2 separate regions of the Mus musculus genome follow, and region 2 is linked to region 1. Evidence: chromatin loops called from intact Hi-C (ENCODE). Cell type or tissue: gastrocnemius. All regions are shown on one strand.

What was found. Hi-C counts contacts between places; a loop is a spot of excess contacts. Peaks named below come from ENCODE experiments on the same cell type or tissue, not always from the same donor. Only the 100,000 strongest peaks of a DNase experiment are listed, where the experiment ranks them.
Region 2: it touches region 1 in a loop (2.5-fold over the local background); 8 of 42 quality-filtered maps call a loop at or near these places.

What each region holds. Positions count from the first base shown.
Region 1 is chr11:58,102,878-58,110,877 of GRCm38, forward strand. It overlaps Cnot8 (CCR4-NOT transcription complex, subunit 8), which reads left to right and starts at 1,093. Exons shown (of 7, transcript NM_026949.5): 1 at 1,093-1,331; 2 at 6,679-6,889. The coding sequence starts at 6,773. In gastrocnemius, a CTCF peak has its summit at 4,348; DNase peaks (open chromatin) are centred at 631 and 1,127; H3K4me3 peaks cover 2,358 bases; H3K27ac peaks cover 2,291 bases.
Region 2 is chr11:58,161,962-58,169,961 of GRCm38, forward strand. Gemin5 (gem nuclear organelle associated protein 5) reads right to left here and starts at 6,578. Exons shown (of 28, transcript NM_172558.3): 1 at 6,327-6,578; 2 at 5,748-5,908; 3 at 3,932-4,113; 4 at 2,296-2,447; 5 at 1,833-1,952. The coding sequence starts at 6,492. In gastrocnemius, CTCF peaks have their summits at 3,309 (motif pointing left) and 6,589; DNase peaks (open chromatin) are centred at 6,300 and 6,574; H3K4me3 peaks cover 1,651 bases; H3K27ac peaks cover 1,342 bases.

The DNA.
Region 1 (8,000 bases):
GCAAGGACATGCACTGAACAGACTGAGGGAAGGCAGTGTCTACCTAGCCTAGACAACCCGAACACCTCAAAAGAGGCCAGCCCTGCAGCTAGTCCCATCAACATTGTTGCAGGGAATCCACCGCAGCTACAGTTACTGACTGCCCAGGCCTGGTTCTTTGTGGTGACGGTTGTGGCTTGGTCTAGGGTTTCATCCTCATCACAGTCTTGTGTCTCTATTTACAGATCCTGGAGAGAAACAACAAAGGCTGGGCTTCAGAAACTGTCCCTGACATCGTTACCCCAGAAGCTGGCTGTGCGATTTCACAGTTTGAAAGGCTAGCTCTCATTTAGTCAGTAAGTCCTATTTTGGGGATTTCTTCTGGAATAAAAGTTTAAAATGAAAAGGGCAAAGTGACTGGGAGACGGGATGTCAGAAGGGGGACACCTGCTGTATGCTTACCTACGGCCCCTAGGAGAGGAAGCACCAGGGGAGGGGAGGCGCTCTTCGGAGGTCTTAGTCTTCTTGCCCCGTGGGAAAGCACGAGGTGGCGATACATCCCAGCATGGCCTCGCTACCAGCGAACCCCCTACTCTCCCTGACTGGCCCCTCTCTCTCTGCACTGACCCACAGTGATACCAGGGACACAGCGGACAGCACAGGCCCCGGAGCAGCGCTGCTTAGGCCGTCCAGGTTCTGGGAGGCAGTGCTCAGCTGACCTCATTCATGACTCGGTTTGGTGGCGCTCTCCCACCCCTACCTAATGGTCATCCAGAAGGGGTTCTGTGAATAGATGGTCAGTGAATGAGGGGTTCAGGTTGCAGTAATCGAGGGTCAGGACACCCCATGTGCCCTGCATCATCACCTACAACCAACAGTCGTAATATGCTCTGATGTTAGGAAGTGGGGCCAGTTCTAGATCCCGTCCTTTCCCGAGGCGCGACTCATGATACTCCAGAACCTAGGCGGGGACCAAGTTTACACTGCTAGACGCCGTTTGAGGCCTCAGGGCAAACCTCGTTTTACGCACGCGCCCTCCGCCAAACCCAACTTTCTCGCTCTGCGCCTGCGCAGGGAGGCGGGGCGTAGGTATCTGAGCGCGCACGGGGGGACGGAGCCGAGACCGGCGGGACCGCGCACGCCTGGAGTGACGCGGAGAGTAGGCGAGTCGGGAGGGCGGACGGGTAGAGTGGTGCAACCTCTTGGTTTGGTGCCCATCGTCGGCCGCTCTGGGCGCCAGGACTCACGTCTCCCTGTCGAGCTGGGTTTCTGGAGCGGATCCGGGGCAAGAGGGAGGAGAGCTCGGGGTCAAGGGCCGCTGCCGCCCGCACTCGGCGGGGCCGCCAGCCAGGGTAAGCAGGTTAGGTTGCTTACGGTAGGAGCAGGAGGCGGAAGTGCCTCCGTGGCGACCCATCCTACACACGGGAACACTGAGGCACAGAGGCTACGGGGCTCTCGGTCCCCGGAGTCCAGCCTGGAGGCCTAAGGAATGGTGGGGGAGGCAAGAGGCCGCTCTGCTTGGCTCTTGGGGTGCTGCAGCTTTGCGTGGCAGGGCCGCCGTCGCGGAGCCAGCAAGCTGGATGGGGTGCCGTCTAAGTCCAGGGCTGTGGCCTGGAACGCTCCAGAGGGGACCTGTTGCCATTTCTTCTAACGGGCCGCTGCTTCCTCCTGCGCCCGTCTTGCACTGCTAAAGCCTTTTGTTTAGTCTTCTGGAACAGGGAAGTGAAGCTGATTGTCTCCCAGACGCTCTGGCGCAAACAAAAGCCGACGACGAGCAGGAGACACTCAGTGGAACTGAGTTCTGCACGGCTAGCAGGGAGAGCGTGGTTTCGTGCGTTCGCACTCCTCGCTCTTCAGAGCCCACCTGGGTGCACAGACACCCTGCTCCCAAGTTTGGATAATCAGGAGCGGTCACAACAGATTGCTTGGCAGCCTAGGGTGTGTGTGTGTGTGTGTCAGTGTTTTTGTGTCTGTGTGTGTGAGAACACAGGGCAGTGTGTGTGTGTGTGTGTGTGTGTGTGTGAGAACCCCTTTCTTTCCCTTTGTAGTTTCAAATGTAGCTTGGTTTGGGGATCGAGTTTTAAAGCCAGCCTGTGAGGCAAACATTGCATGGGATCAAAATTTTCCTTTAAGGGAGAGATCGCACAGCTGTTGATACACTCAACCCTCTCCCCCTCACACTCATAAAAATAAATCTTTAAGGGAGAACGCAGCCTCAACCTCCGAACCTTCCTGAAGAATTTTGAAGGATAATTTTTTTAGGGTTTAATGTTTATTAATGTATGAATTTATAATTAATATCACGAGTGTGTTGGTGGAAAAAATAGGCCGAAAAGGCGTCAACATTCTCAGGGGCTGGAGTTACAGGCATTTGTGAGCCAATTCACATGGGTGCTGGAAACCAAACTCTGGTCTTCTGGAAGAGCAGCAAGTGCTCTCAACTGCTAAGCCATCACTCCAGCCCCATTCTTCTTTAAGCTATTATTATTGTTATTGTTATTATTTATTGTGTGTACACAAGTGCCAAGTTGTCCATGTGGAAGTCATATTTGGGGTTTATGTTCTTTTCTTCTATCAAGTGAGTCTGGGGCTCAAAACTTAAGTTGTTCTCAGCTTGGCAGCAAGTACTGGTTGCATACCTCCAAGCTGCCTCCCTGGTCAGTTTAGTTTGCTTTCTTTCCTTCTAAAAACAGGGTCTCAGCTGGCGATGGTGCTGCACGCCTCTAATCCCAGCACTTGGAGGTTGAAGCAGTTAGATCTCTGAGTCCAAGGCCAGTTTGGTGTGCACAGCCTGGGCTACATAGAAAAACCTGTCTCAAGGGCGCACACCTTTAATCCCAGCACTCAGGAGGCAGAGGCAGGCGGGTTTCTGAGTTCGAGGCCAGCCTGGTCTACAGAGTGAGTTCCAGGACAGCCAGGGCTACACAGAGAAACCCTGTCTCAGAAAAAAAAAAAGAAAAAAAGGAAAAAAAAAAAAAAAGACAGTTGTGAGCTGCCATGTGTGTACTGGGATTTGAACCCAGGTCGCCTGGAAGAACAGTCTTAATCACTGAGCCATCTCTCCAACCCTGTCTCAAAGGACAAAATGGAACAATGAAATAAAAGCAGGGTCTTCTCTGATTGTAGCCCAGACTGGCCTCAAGTTCCTGGGGATTCTCCTTTCTCAGCCTCCCGAGTGTGGGACTGCTATCTTACTTCTCAGTATATATAAGTCAGGATGTCAGTTTTTTCTTTGAGTTGTGAAATTCATTATTGTTCTTCTGGTTGAAACCTCAGTAATGAGGTTACCCCAGGGGCTGTTGTTACACAAATAACTGTACTTGAAAACAGAATTCTGAGGTATGGGAACGAGAGGGTGATGAAGAGAAGGTATCTTGGAGCCTGAGCTTCTTGGGTGGAAAGTGGAGGGAGGGCGTTAGTCTGTGTTGAATTGCTGTGTTCTCTCTTCCCTGTGGCCAGCATGCCCAGGAAGTTCCTTTGCTCAGTTAAATGTGCATTATATGGTCTCTCTCATATGCCTGGGAAGGATTCCTTGTGGATCTGCCTGATGATAGAGTCCAAAGCCGAGGCTGATCTGGAACAATCTTTCTTCTTCTTCTTCTTTTTTTTTTGTTTTTTGTTTGTTTTTGAGACAGGGTTTCTCTGAATGGCCCTGGCTGTCCTGGAACTCACTCTGTAGACCAGGCTGGCCTTGAACTCAGAAATCTGCCCGCCTCTGCCTCCTGAGTGCTGGGATTAAAGGCGTGTGCCACCACCTCCCGGCTCGCTTGATGGCTCGCTCTTTCTTCCTTTCTTTTTTTCTTTCTTCCTTCCTTTCTTTCTTCCTTCTTTCTTTCTTTCTTTCTTTCTTTCTTTCTTTCTTTCTTTCTTTCTTTCTTTCTTTCTTTCCTTCCTTCCTTCCTTCCTTCCTTTCCTTTTTCTTTCCTTTCTTTCCTTTCTTTCCTTTCTTTCCTTTCTTTCCTTTCTTTCCTTTCTTTCCTTTCTTTCCTTCCTTCCTTCCTTCCTTCCTTCCTTTCCTTCCTTCCTTCCTTCCTTCCTTCCTTCCTTCCTTCCTTCCTTCCTTCCTTCCTTCCTTCCTTCCTTCCTTCCTTCCTTCCTTCCTTCCTTCCTTCCTTCCTTTCTTTCTTTCTTTCTTTCTTTCTTTCTTTCTTTCTTTCTTTCTTTCTTTCTTTCTTTCAAGTACACGGGAGCTTTCTTCAGATACTCCAGAAAAGAGAGTCAGATCTTGTTACGGATGGTTGTGAGCCACCATGTGGTTGCTGGGATTTAAACTCAGGACCTCTGGAAGGGCCGTCAGTGCTCTTAAACTGCTGAGCCATTTCCCCAGTCCAATCTGGGACTTTTTAAGTCTTAGCACAGGATGGCCACTGGAGGCATAAGCCATCACTCTCTTAGTATCTCTTCATTGGAGAAGAACTGCCTTTTCCATTCTGGAATCTGCCAATCATATACCCACAGATTGGCTAGGGAAAAGTTTGCTGTAAGAATGGCTCCTGTGTCTTTGCCAGTGTCTGCTCCTATGTGGCTCCACTTTACCTGATAATGTAACAGTAGCTTTGAAAGTGGTTGGCTTCCTGAAACAAACTCTCTCTTAAAAAGCTTTAGGCAGTTTGTTTCTTTATGCCTGTGTCCCTTTTTGTTTTAATGGAAACATCTTTTGGAAGTCCAGGAATGGCGTCCACTTACCTGCTATGTAGTTTATGACTTGCTTAGGGAAGCAAGATTATGTCTCTGTTTCAGTAACTGGACATGGGAGGTGACCTCAAGAGCTAGGTGAAGCAGCTGGTGTTGATGGGTGCAGTGCTTGGGGGCAGAGAAGGGCAGTTTTACAAGTTCCGAGGACAGCCTGGAGAACTCTTGACAAACATTTTCTCAGTTGTCAGGAAGCTGAATTTACTGCGCATTCATTGTGAACCAGCTTCTTCCCTGTTCTCTATTAGTTCACTTGCAAGCCTTTATTCATGAAAGAAAAACAGGGGAAGAAATGGGTTGTGTGGTAGCTCCACAGGTGTGTGTATGTTGAGAGCCACCACACAGCTTTCAGTTTCAGGGGAGCATCTGAAGAGTAGCCTGCCTTGAGTGAATGAATGGTCTCTTAAGGAGAAGTAGACAGCATTGAGAGTGATCCTCATTGTCTTCTGGAGTCTCTACTGTATGTCAGTTCCAAAGCTGGGAAACAAGGATTTATTTCCCATGCGCTGGTCTTAGGAAACCCCTCATGTTCATTTACTGTTGCTGCAAGTGTTTGCCCCTGTGCACTGGAGCTCACTGCTACATACTGACTGTGTTCAGGAGCCATACAGTGGGGGGTTTGCCTTATGAGGAAGCTCTTACGTCATTATGCATCCCTCCTCCCAGGGTCTCTCTAGATTGCTACACTGGCCTCTAGCTTGTGTTTAGTTGTGTCTGTGTGTCTGTGTGTGTTTTGGAGTCAAGGATCAAGCCTGAGGCTGTAAGCATGAGCTCTGTCTATGCCTTTTCTGTTCTGTTAATAACTGAGCCTTTTGCGTTGGTTTGCTGTAGTGACAAGTGTTCCGGTGGTGTTGAATTTGACCCGGCCCAGTACTTCCTGTGCTGTACACCGCCGGCCATTCTGCTCCCGTTTGAATTACTTTTACTGGCCTCCTCTTTTTTAATTATTTTACTTTATGTGTATAAATATTTTGCCTGCAGAACGGCTGTGTACCATGTGTCTGTTTGGTGCTTGTTGAGGCCAGAAGAGGGCATCAGACCCCTGGAACTAGAATCATGGTTGGATGTAAGCCACCATCTGGGTACTAGGAACTGACCCTGGATCCTTTATTAGAGCACCAGTGCTTTTAACCGCTGAGTCATTTCTTCAGCCCTATCACCCTCTGTTCTTATTGTGAACTTTACTGCCTAACTTATTTATTATGAGTAAAAAAGTAGACATCACAGGGCTGCAGAGATGGCTCAGCAGTCAGGACCGGTTTCTGCTCTTGCAGAAAACTTAGGTTTGGTTCCTAGCACCATATGGTAGTTACAGCCATCTCTAAGTACAGTTCCAGAGAATCTGATGCCTGCCTTTGTGCATTGTGCACTGCGTGCGCATGGTATATATAAAATCAAAACCACCCCTGTCCAGCGTAACTTGCCTTTTTTTTTTTAAAAGATTTATTTATTTATTTGATGTATATGAGTACGCTGTTGCTGTCTTCAGACACATCAGAAGAGGGCATCAGATCCCATTACAGATGTTTGTGAGCCACCATGTGGTTGCTGGGAATTGAACTCAGGACCTCTGGAAGAGCAGTGGTGCTCTTAACCACTGAGCCATCTCTCTAGCCCAGTAACTTGCCATTTTTAATGTCATGTTAAGGATTCGGGTCAACAGGTAGGGTTTTGTTTGTATCAAGAGAGAACAAACTTGACAAAGGCAAGTGTAAGCACTCCATAGGTAGTGGATGCTGAGTGCACTGACTGTTAATGAAGTTATGGTAAAACTCTGGTTTGTGTGTGTTTTCAGATAGGGTCTTGCTAGGTAGCCCTGGTTGACCTTAAATGGACTCAGTATGCAGTCCACGCTGGTCTCCCTCCTTCTACCTTGGCCTCCTGAGTGTTAGGATCATGTGTCTGGGTCACGTATCTGACTAAAATACAATTTTAATGTGTTTGATTTGTAGATATCTTATACCACCATGTAAACTTAATGTGATTTCAAACTGTCTTTATATCTAGATTGGATCCAGTGTGGACAATTAAATCAAACAGAAGGAGGCTTGTTTGTTTTTTTACATAGTTGGCTCACGGTGGCTCCTCAGGTGCCTTCAGGATGCCTGCGGCACTTGTAGAAAACAGTCAGGTCATCTGTGAGGTGTGGGCCAGCAATCTTGAGGAAGAGATGCGGAAGATCCGTGAGATTGTCCTCAGCTACAGCTATATCGCTATGGTGAGTAGGCCCTCCCCACCAAAGCCAGGGAAGGTTAGACTGATGGAAACCTAATTGCTTTTGTGAATCAAGGCAGCTAGTGTCTCTGAGGAGGGCATAGCTTCTGACACAAGTTTTTGTAATGTGTTCCTCTGATGGAAAGTCTTTTATATTTTTATTTTTGTTTATTTAGATAGGATCTGGATATGTAAGCCCTGGCTAGCCCAGCACTTGCTGGGTAGTCCAGGCAGGCCTTGTGCTTATCCTCCTGCTTCTGCCTTCTTGGTGCTGAGCTATGGTTGCCCCATTGTGCCCAGTATGTGTGGTGCTGGGAAGTGCTCTAGTGTCTGACCTACCTCAGCCCCTTTGGGTATATCTCCTCACACATGGGAATTTGAGCATGTGGTACTTATTAATTTTTTAAAATTTGGAGACAGGGTTTCATGTAACAGGCATATTTCAAGAGGACGACTTGACTTTCTGATCCTCCTGCCTCTATCTCCCAAGTGCTAGGAAGATAGGCATGTACCAACATGCCCAGCCTATGTTTTCAAAATATTCAAACATTTTATTGCTAGCACAAAAAAGGCAGGAGATGTCACATTGCAGATCTGGTGTCTCTGGGTAAAGTGGGAAGGACTGGTACTGTGTGGCTTATTTTCCTGCCCAATGGCGGGTTAGGTGGCACTCTTCTTAGGCCAGCCCCTGAGCACGCAGGTGCTCTGTTTTACTCCAGGCTTGGAGCTTGCCACTGTCTGTATTCAAACCCTGCTTTCACTCCTCTGTCCATAAGAGGCACTAGCCTTACAAGCTCTCCCAGCAGGTTAAGATCCTGTCATCCCAAACACTGGGGGTGAGGGTGTGGGGTCAGGAGTTCAAGATCAATGAGTATAGGCCAGTCTGAGCTTTACAAGGGTATAAAAGGGTTTTATGTACACACGGCAGTGAAATAGTCACTCAGGAAAGAGGAAGGCTGCATTTGTCCTTTATAAAAACATTAGACCAAGGTGGGAGCTCTGAACAGCAGGCCATGAGCCGGGCTTCTCTTTCAAGTATACGTCACACCAAGAAGCTGATGGGATGGAGCGAAGCCCCTGTGAGCCACCCCATCTACTTGGCTGTATTTGTATTT
Region 2 (8,000 bases), 59 kb after region 1:
GACCCAATCATCTGTACTGCCCATCAGAACCACAAGCACAGCTTTAAAAACATACATGCCAGTAGGGTATGGTGGAGCACACCTTTAATCCCAGTACTCAGAAGGCAGATTCAGGCACATCTGATCTACCAAACAAGTTCCAGGACAGCCAAGACTTCACAGAGAAACCCTGTCTCAAACAAAACAGAGCAACACATACACGCCAGGGTCCAAGTTCAGAGATGTGATTCGGGAGATTCCAAGTGGAGTACAGAAAACCCTCAGTACCCTCAGTACTCTCAGTACCCTCAGTACTCTCAGTACCCTTAGTACTCTCAGTACCCTCAGTACTCTCAGTACCCTCAGTACTCTCCAGCAGGTCTGCTGTACAAGGAGAACATAAGGCTACTGTGGACAGCTATTGTGTTCACGGATTCTCAGGCAGGTGTCTTGGGGGGAAGAGGGATGTTTAGCCTAATTTGAAGCAAGTGATGGGCCTGGCGAGATGGCTCTGGACAAGGTGCTTGCCACACAGATGAGTCTGATCCCCAGGACTCACATAAAGGTGATGTGTGCCGTCACAGCGCTAACTAAAATTTGAAGACAATGTAACATAGCCAGCTTGTTCATGGGCTCAGTATGCACACTGAGTCTGTGTCACTGTTTTTCCATTCTTAACACTCAAGGAAAGCCCATTATTCGCATTCTTATAGTAAAGATCTTGCTCTCAGGTGATCTCTGTGAGTTTGAGGCCAGCTTGGTATACATAGCAAGATCTAGGACAGCCTTACTCTGCATGCCAGGCAAGACTCTTTCAGCAAAGCCGGGGTTCTTGCCTTCTAGAAGGCACTAGAAAACAGACACAAAGGCCAGGTGTCCAGAACAGAGAGGTCTAAACAGGTTATAAGGGACAGCAACTTTCTGGTAAGCAAGATTTTAGCTAGATGATATTCTTAGAATGAGATGAAACAAAACAAATAGATAATTCTACTGCAACAGTACAGAATTTGCCACTGAAGAGACACTGTGACAAAACAGGAAACTTGGAAAGACAATCTCAGTGAGGGATTATCTAGATTAGTTTGGCCTCTGAGTATGACTGTGGGTGACTGTCAATTTGTAAAGAGGGTCCAGCCCACTATGGGATGTATCATTTCTTGTGTAGGCAGTCCAGGCTATCCAAAAAAGCCAGCTGAGCCAGCACATGACATTCCTCCATTGGACAGTTTCTACATCAAGGTCCCACCTTGACTTCCCTTAGTGACAGACTCTAATTTAGAAGCTGAAACAACCCCCCCCCCTAGTTTCTTTTGGTCTGTGTTTTATCAGAGCAGCAGAAAGGAGCTGGAGCACAGTCTGCAGATGGGTGGTGCTGTTCATTTGGGGGGTTAGGTCCTGAGCTGCTAAGTGTAGAGAAAGCTGAGCAGAGGTGGGCAGCAATCCTCTCCTCTCTGCTCCTCACTGCAGAGGAGACAGCCCGACTCATTCTGACTCCTCTGAAGAATGGGTTGCAGAGCAGTGGAAGAGAATAGCTCGCCAGTTAGGAGGACTTGTTGCTCTCTAGCACCCACATGGTGACCAAGAACAGTTTATAACTCCAGTTCCTACAGAAGCCAGTGCCTTTTTCTGGCCTCCCTGAACACACACACACACAGCACACAGACATATGTCTATGCAAAAACATCTATATACAAAAAAGCAAATCAATTCTTAAAAAAAAAAAAAAGTAATAAAATGATGGACCAGAACCTAGAACTAAGTAAGCTGCAATCACTTAGTCCCTCCAAGGTGGGTAGTTGTGTTACCATAGCAACAGAAAAGAAAGCAGGATAACCCCTAGGCATCAACCTTACCCCGGCCGCGGGAACAGCTCCAGATTCGAATGGTCTGATCTTTGCTTCCTGTGGCTAAGTAGCAGCCTTTTGTGATGGGGGTTTCTGCTATAAGCTTCCCATTGGGAATGTCAGGTTCTTCTAGGAAAGAGACAGAGATTTTATTTTTTAAAGATATATATATATAAATGCTCTGTCTTCATGCACACTAGAAGAGGGAATCAGACCCGTAACAGATGGGTGTGAACCACCACGTGGTTGCTGGGAATTGAACTCAGGACCCGGGAAGAGCAGCTAGTAACTGCTTATTTTTAATTTACACTGGACATGCACTGTGGTTACAGAGTAACTCAGCAAAGTCAGCTCCTCCCCATTTCCTAGTTTGCTCTGCGAGGCTCAGGGTCTAAGCATAATTCAGAAGCTGCAACTCAACACTTAGTTCTTTAGGGCTGGAGAGAGCAGAGCTCTCCTTCCATCATCTTACCCGAGTTTTCCTCTTGGCTGATGGATAAGCAGTCTTCACCAGACAGAGGACACCAGGCTATGGAGTGGATCTCGTCATCGTGGCCTCGAAGTCTGTGAATAACTTCTCCCTTTTTACTGATGTCAATGATAACCACTATGCCATCTTTGTAGCTGAAAAATAAGTTAGAAACATTTCAGGAGCCTGCAGATCGACACTGCCAAGCCTCTCACCTGTCTGAGTTCTAACCCAAGCAGCACAGTATCATAGAACTTTCTTTTTTCTTCTTTTCTGCCTGCTTAGATACCGGTTCAAATCCCACATATGCTTACCCTGAGACTCTAGACTACTCTTTCTCTGGAGACTCCCTTTCCACCACGCCCCACCTCTTTTTACAGCTGTTTACAGACTTCCAAGGCAGACCCTAACTCAAAAGACAAGGCTTTCCTCCTCTTCTCTACCCACTCCTCCCAGTACCCACTAAGTTTACAGCTTGTCTGCATTGCTGCTGCCCTGAAAAGGGAAAAGATTTTAGCAATGAAAACAGTTAACTGATAAACTTTGTTTGTGACAGCTTTACACATCACAGACTGGCTGCACACCTACTATGCACCGAGGGTGATCATGAACTTCATTCACCTTCCAAGGGCTGAGATCACAGCATGAGCCAACATATTTGCTTTATACAGTACCTGGGACTGAGCACAGGCCTTTGTATGTGCTAGAGAAGCCCTCTGCCAGAGGAGCCACATCCTTAGCTCCACAAATGATACTGCTTTCCAACTACAAACTTAACAGGAACCGTTAAACTGTACCTAAGTGTCAATCTATGAATTCAGCAGAAACCCATAGACTCTAATAGCTTTTTAAAAAGTGAATTATTTTGAACACGTTTAAAAGTATCTATTGGGAGCTAGAGAGACAGTTCAGCCCTTAAGAGCACCAGCTGCTCTTCTAGAGGAACCAAAGTCCCAGTATTCACAAGGTGGCTCACAACCATCTGTCATTCCAGTCCCTGAGGATCTGGTGCCCTCTTCAGGTCTCCTAGGGCACTGCAAACACATGGTACACAAAACACATATGCAAGCAAAATAACTATACATGGTAAAAAGACAACCAACCAAAAAACCTTAAAGTATTTTATACTTAGCTTAGGAAAAATAGCTTATACCTACTCCTACCAAGTTTCTGCTTTGACTTCCTAGTGGAAGCCAATGTTTCTGCGTTATAATCTAGCATCCCTAGCCTTTCTTCATAAATGTTCCCGAGTCAGACCCAAACGATCCTGTACATCCAAAGGCTTCATAAAGGGTATCATGAAGCTGGCCTTCTTTGTCCTATTTGTGAGGTACATAAAGCAGAGTCACCTGGCACTCTACAGTTAACACCACATCCAAGGATAGTCTAAGTCAGCCAAGAGCGAAAGAAGGCACTTCTAACTTTTGAAGGGTGGCTTGAAAATTCAGTATCATAGAAAACACAGCATCATAGAAATATGGGGAGCAGAGCAAAGTCTGGAACTGGAGCTCACAGGATCATATGACACCCTGGGCTGCTGTCGTCCTCTGAGGACTGAGGCACACAGGCAAGAGGAAAGAAAAGCAGGATCATAAACTAAGCCAAACCACCAGCAGACAGCACAGTACTCGGTACTCACCCAATGGCTACTAGATTTTCGTGATGAGGTGAACACGTCAGACAGAATATGGTCCTGGGCTCTGTGAAGAGGTGCTGGCTGTCATTTCTGTTAAGCCAGTAACAGAAAACGACTCCTTTTTCATCCCCAGAGACTATTAAGTCCTTAACTGTCGGAGACCAATGCAGTGCTGATATTGTATGCTTCAAACAAAGCAAAGCCAGATGAGTCTCATTTGTGAGTGTTGGGCTGTAAACCAGCCTAATGCTACCCACATTACAGGTACTTAAGAAATATGCTATAACTACCTGTATAGCAATATAGTAAGTCTAAAGTTAAAACTTTTTGTGTGGTTTTGAGACCGTCTTACTTTGTAATTTTGGCCTGGAACTCAAGGCAATCCTTCTGCCTGTCTCCTGAGTACAAGAATTCTAGAATTGCAGCCATGCACCACCATGCCTGGGGATACTGACATGGACGTGCACAGACACACTTTTTACTCATGTGTGCAAAGCCACATGTGTGTCTATGCAGGCCAGAAGAGGTGAACGGATTCCCTGGAGCTGGTTATGAGCCAACCCACAAGGGTGATGGGAACCCGACTTGGGTTCTCTGGGACAGTAGGAGGCACTCTTAATGGATGAACCATCTCTCCAGCCCCTATATTTTCTATTTATTGTGTTGGGGAGAGCATGTGCCACAGCCGAGCATGTGGAAGGCAGAAGACTCTGTGGAGCCAGTTCTCTCTTACTTTCATGGAGATTAAACTGCTCAAGGGGCTGGAGAGACCGCTCAGTGGTTAACAACACTTGCTGCTTTTGCAGAGCTTTGGTTCCTAGCACCCACATGGTGACCAACAATCACCAGAAACTTCAGTTTTCATGTACTTCTTACCACCATAGACACCAGGCCTATAGGCGAAATACACATACACAATTCAAGTAAAGAAAACAAAATAAAACAAAGTATCAAAACTCAGGTCATCAGGCTTCCAGGACAGGCCCTTGAACCTGGAAAGCCTTCTCATCAGTTATCAGTCCGGGTATATATTTTATATGGACCTATTGGCTCTGTTAGACTTTGTAGGCCATGCTCTCAGTGGCTGTTCCTCAATTCTATTGTTATATCATCAAAGCAGCTACAGATAAGAGTTAGTGACTAAGCCGGGCGTGGTGGCACACGCCTTTAATCCCAGCACTTGGGAGGCAGAGGCAGGCGGATTTCTGAGTTCAAGGCCAGCCTGGTCTACAGAGTGAGTTCCAGGACAGCCAGGGCTACACAGAGAAACCCTGTCTCGGAAAAAAAAAAAAAAAAAAAAAAAAAAAAGAGTTAGTGACTAGGGGCTGGAGAATAGCTCAGTGGCTACTTATCAAGAGGTCCCAGGTTTGATTCCCAGAGCTCTCACGGTAGTTTTAAACGGTCTATAACGGGATCTGAATGTCCCCCTTTGGTGTGCAGGCATACATTGGAAAAACTGACACCCCCCCCCTTCTCTCTCTCTCTATATATATACATATATATATATAAAAAAGAGAATGACTATCTATCTTTTTGCCTCCACTTCCCAAGTGCTATGATTACAGGTGTGCACCACCATGTTCATTTATGCAGTTCTGGGGACTGAGCCCAGGGCTTTGAGTGTGCTAGCCAGGCACTCTACCTAGCCAAGTTACAGCTGCTACCAGAAACTCTACTTTCTAAACAAAACATGCATCTTTAAAAAAAAGTTATTTGAGAGACTTTCCAACATATCTAAGTAGCCAACAAAAATGAGTAGCATTCCTCCATATGCATGAGATCTATTAAAACAATCTGAGGCCTCAGGATGCACAATTACCTGATGGAGTGTGTGTTCTGTCACTACAGTCTTGGTCTCTACATCCCAAACCTTCACAGTTCCATCGTCTGAGCTGGTGGCACAGAGGTTGTATTGTCCAGGGTGATGAGAAAAAGTGAAACCAGATACTCTTTCAGTGTGTCCCACCAACTCTCCTACCACTGCAAGCAAAACCAGACTTGGTTAACTAAAGCACTATCCAGACAGTTAGCCTGCATGTTGCTGGACAAACAACAAGCAGATAAACAGAAGTCACTTAACACACATGGAACAGAAACATCCACAGACGAAAGACAGAAACGCTGGGTGTCATCACCACTCATCTTACAGACATCACCGTCAAGTAATTGCCCAGCGGGATCAGAGAAGGGAGAACAGCCCCCACCCCAGGGGGCGTACTAGGGGCCGGCAGGGCCTTGGCCAAGCAGGAAGGCCAGGAGCACCCTAAACGCCGGGTCTAGGCTGGGTCAGTCCCTCCAAGCGAGAGAGGCCACGTGCGCGCGCCGCCGGACCCGGCGACTTACAGAACTCCCCCAAGAGGACGGCAGGAAGGACTGCGCCGACCCGTGAGGGGCTCACCTCGAAACGGGGGCGCCCCTGGGCTCGCGCCCGCACCCGGACCCACGCGGACGAGGAAGACGGAGGTCCGCGCAGCGAAGCCAAAGATGCCTCCGGGCGCCGCGTCGCTGCAGCGTGAGCAGTACCAGTTGGGGGACGGCGGCAGCGTCCGCGGCTCCGGCTTCATCTCCGCGGCCGCCCAAGCTCAGCAGAGGAGCTCTGGGACGGTGGTTCGCAACCGCGGCGTGGAGCGGGAGGGGGCGGGATCGATTTAAACCCCGCCCCTGGAGGCGGGCGCTACGGAGCGCGTTGAGGCCCAACCCGCGCCTCTCGCTCCCGTGCGCCGCCTGGAACTAAATTCCAGGTCCTGAGGTTACATATTTTCCTTAATTAAGGATTTAGACCTGTGGAACCCGCCAACCAGCCACTGAGCACACACGCACACGCACACGCACACGCACACACACACACACACACACACGCTAAATAAATAATAAAGGCCAACACACACACACATACACACACACACACACACACACACACACACACACACGCGCTAAATAAATAATAAAGGCCAACATGATGTGAAATACCCTGTTTCTACCAACCTCAAGGTTGACTAAGAGATGAGCTAATGCGTTTGTGTGCATTTACCGCCATATATACCTGTATTTAACTAAAGCTCCTTATTTTGTCCAATCCAGCAAGGCAAGTATTATTAAGCGAGAAACATCTGGGACAGATTGGACAAGGCAGTTCAGTATCCCAATTAAGTTTTTTTTTTTTTGGGGGGGGGGGGTTCGAGACAGGGTTTCTCTGTATAGCCCTGGCTATCCTGGAACTCACTCTGTAGACCAGGCTGGCCTCGAACTCAGAAATCCGCCTGCCTTTGCCTCCCGAGTGCTGGGATTAAAGGCGTGCGCCACCATGCCTGGCAAGTTTTTGTTTGTTTGTTTGTTTGTTTGTTTTTAAATGCTACATAGCGGCGTACTTTTCCAGTTTTTGGGAGGTGTTTTAAAGACAGATGCAAGAGTGTATTTAGCTGAAATACTAAAAGAATGAATCTGAGCTCTGGCTCAGCACTCAGGCAGGAGGATTGCCATGTGCTCCAGGCTAGGCAGCCTGGGCTATAGTATGAGAGCCTGTCAAAATAAATGAAATGAGTCAGGAATCAGAAAGGACAGGAAGAGACTCTGTAGTTGGGTGGGAATTCTGATTCCTGATACTGGGGTATTCAAAGATTAAAGAGCAGAGGTTTGACATCCCGCCTCCTGCTTAATGGAGTGCCTATGCTGTGAGAACTAGTTAGTGGTGTGGAGGGAAAAAAGAATTGAACTCTGCTTACAACTCAAACCCAAGCAACTTGTTCAGATTCGACTGTACTTCTGTACTGCTGTTAGCCCTTCCTGAATGTGGCATATGGAAACTTGCAATGGCTATCATTAATAGAGAGCCCTTACCTATGCTAGCATAGCCTAAGGGCACTAAATTCAGGGTTACCAGACTCCACATTGATCACTAGTTTTGCCAGGAGCACACAAACGCATTAGCTCGTCTCTTAGTCTTTATTATTTATTTAGTGTGTGTGTGTGTGCTCATATTTCACAATGTGTGTGTATGGAGGTCAGAGGTCAAGGAGTTGGTGCTCTCTTTCCATGATATGGGGCCTAGAGACTGACTGACTTCAGCTTGTCA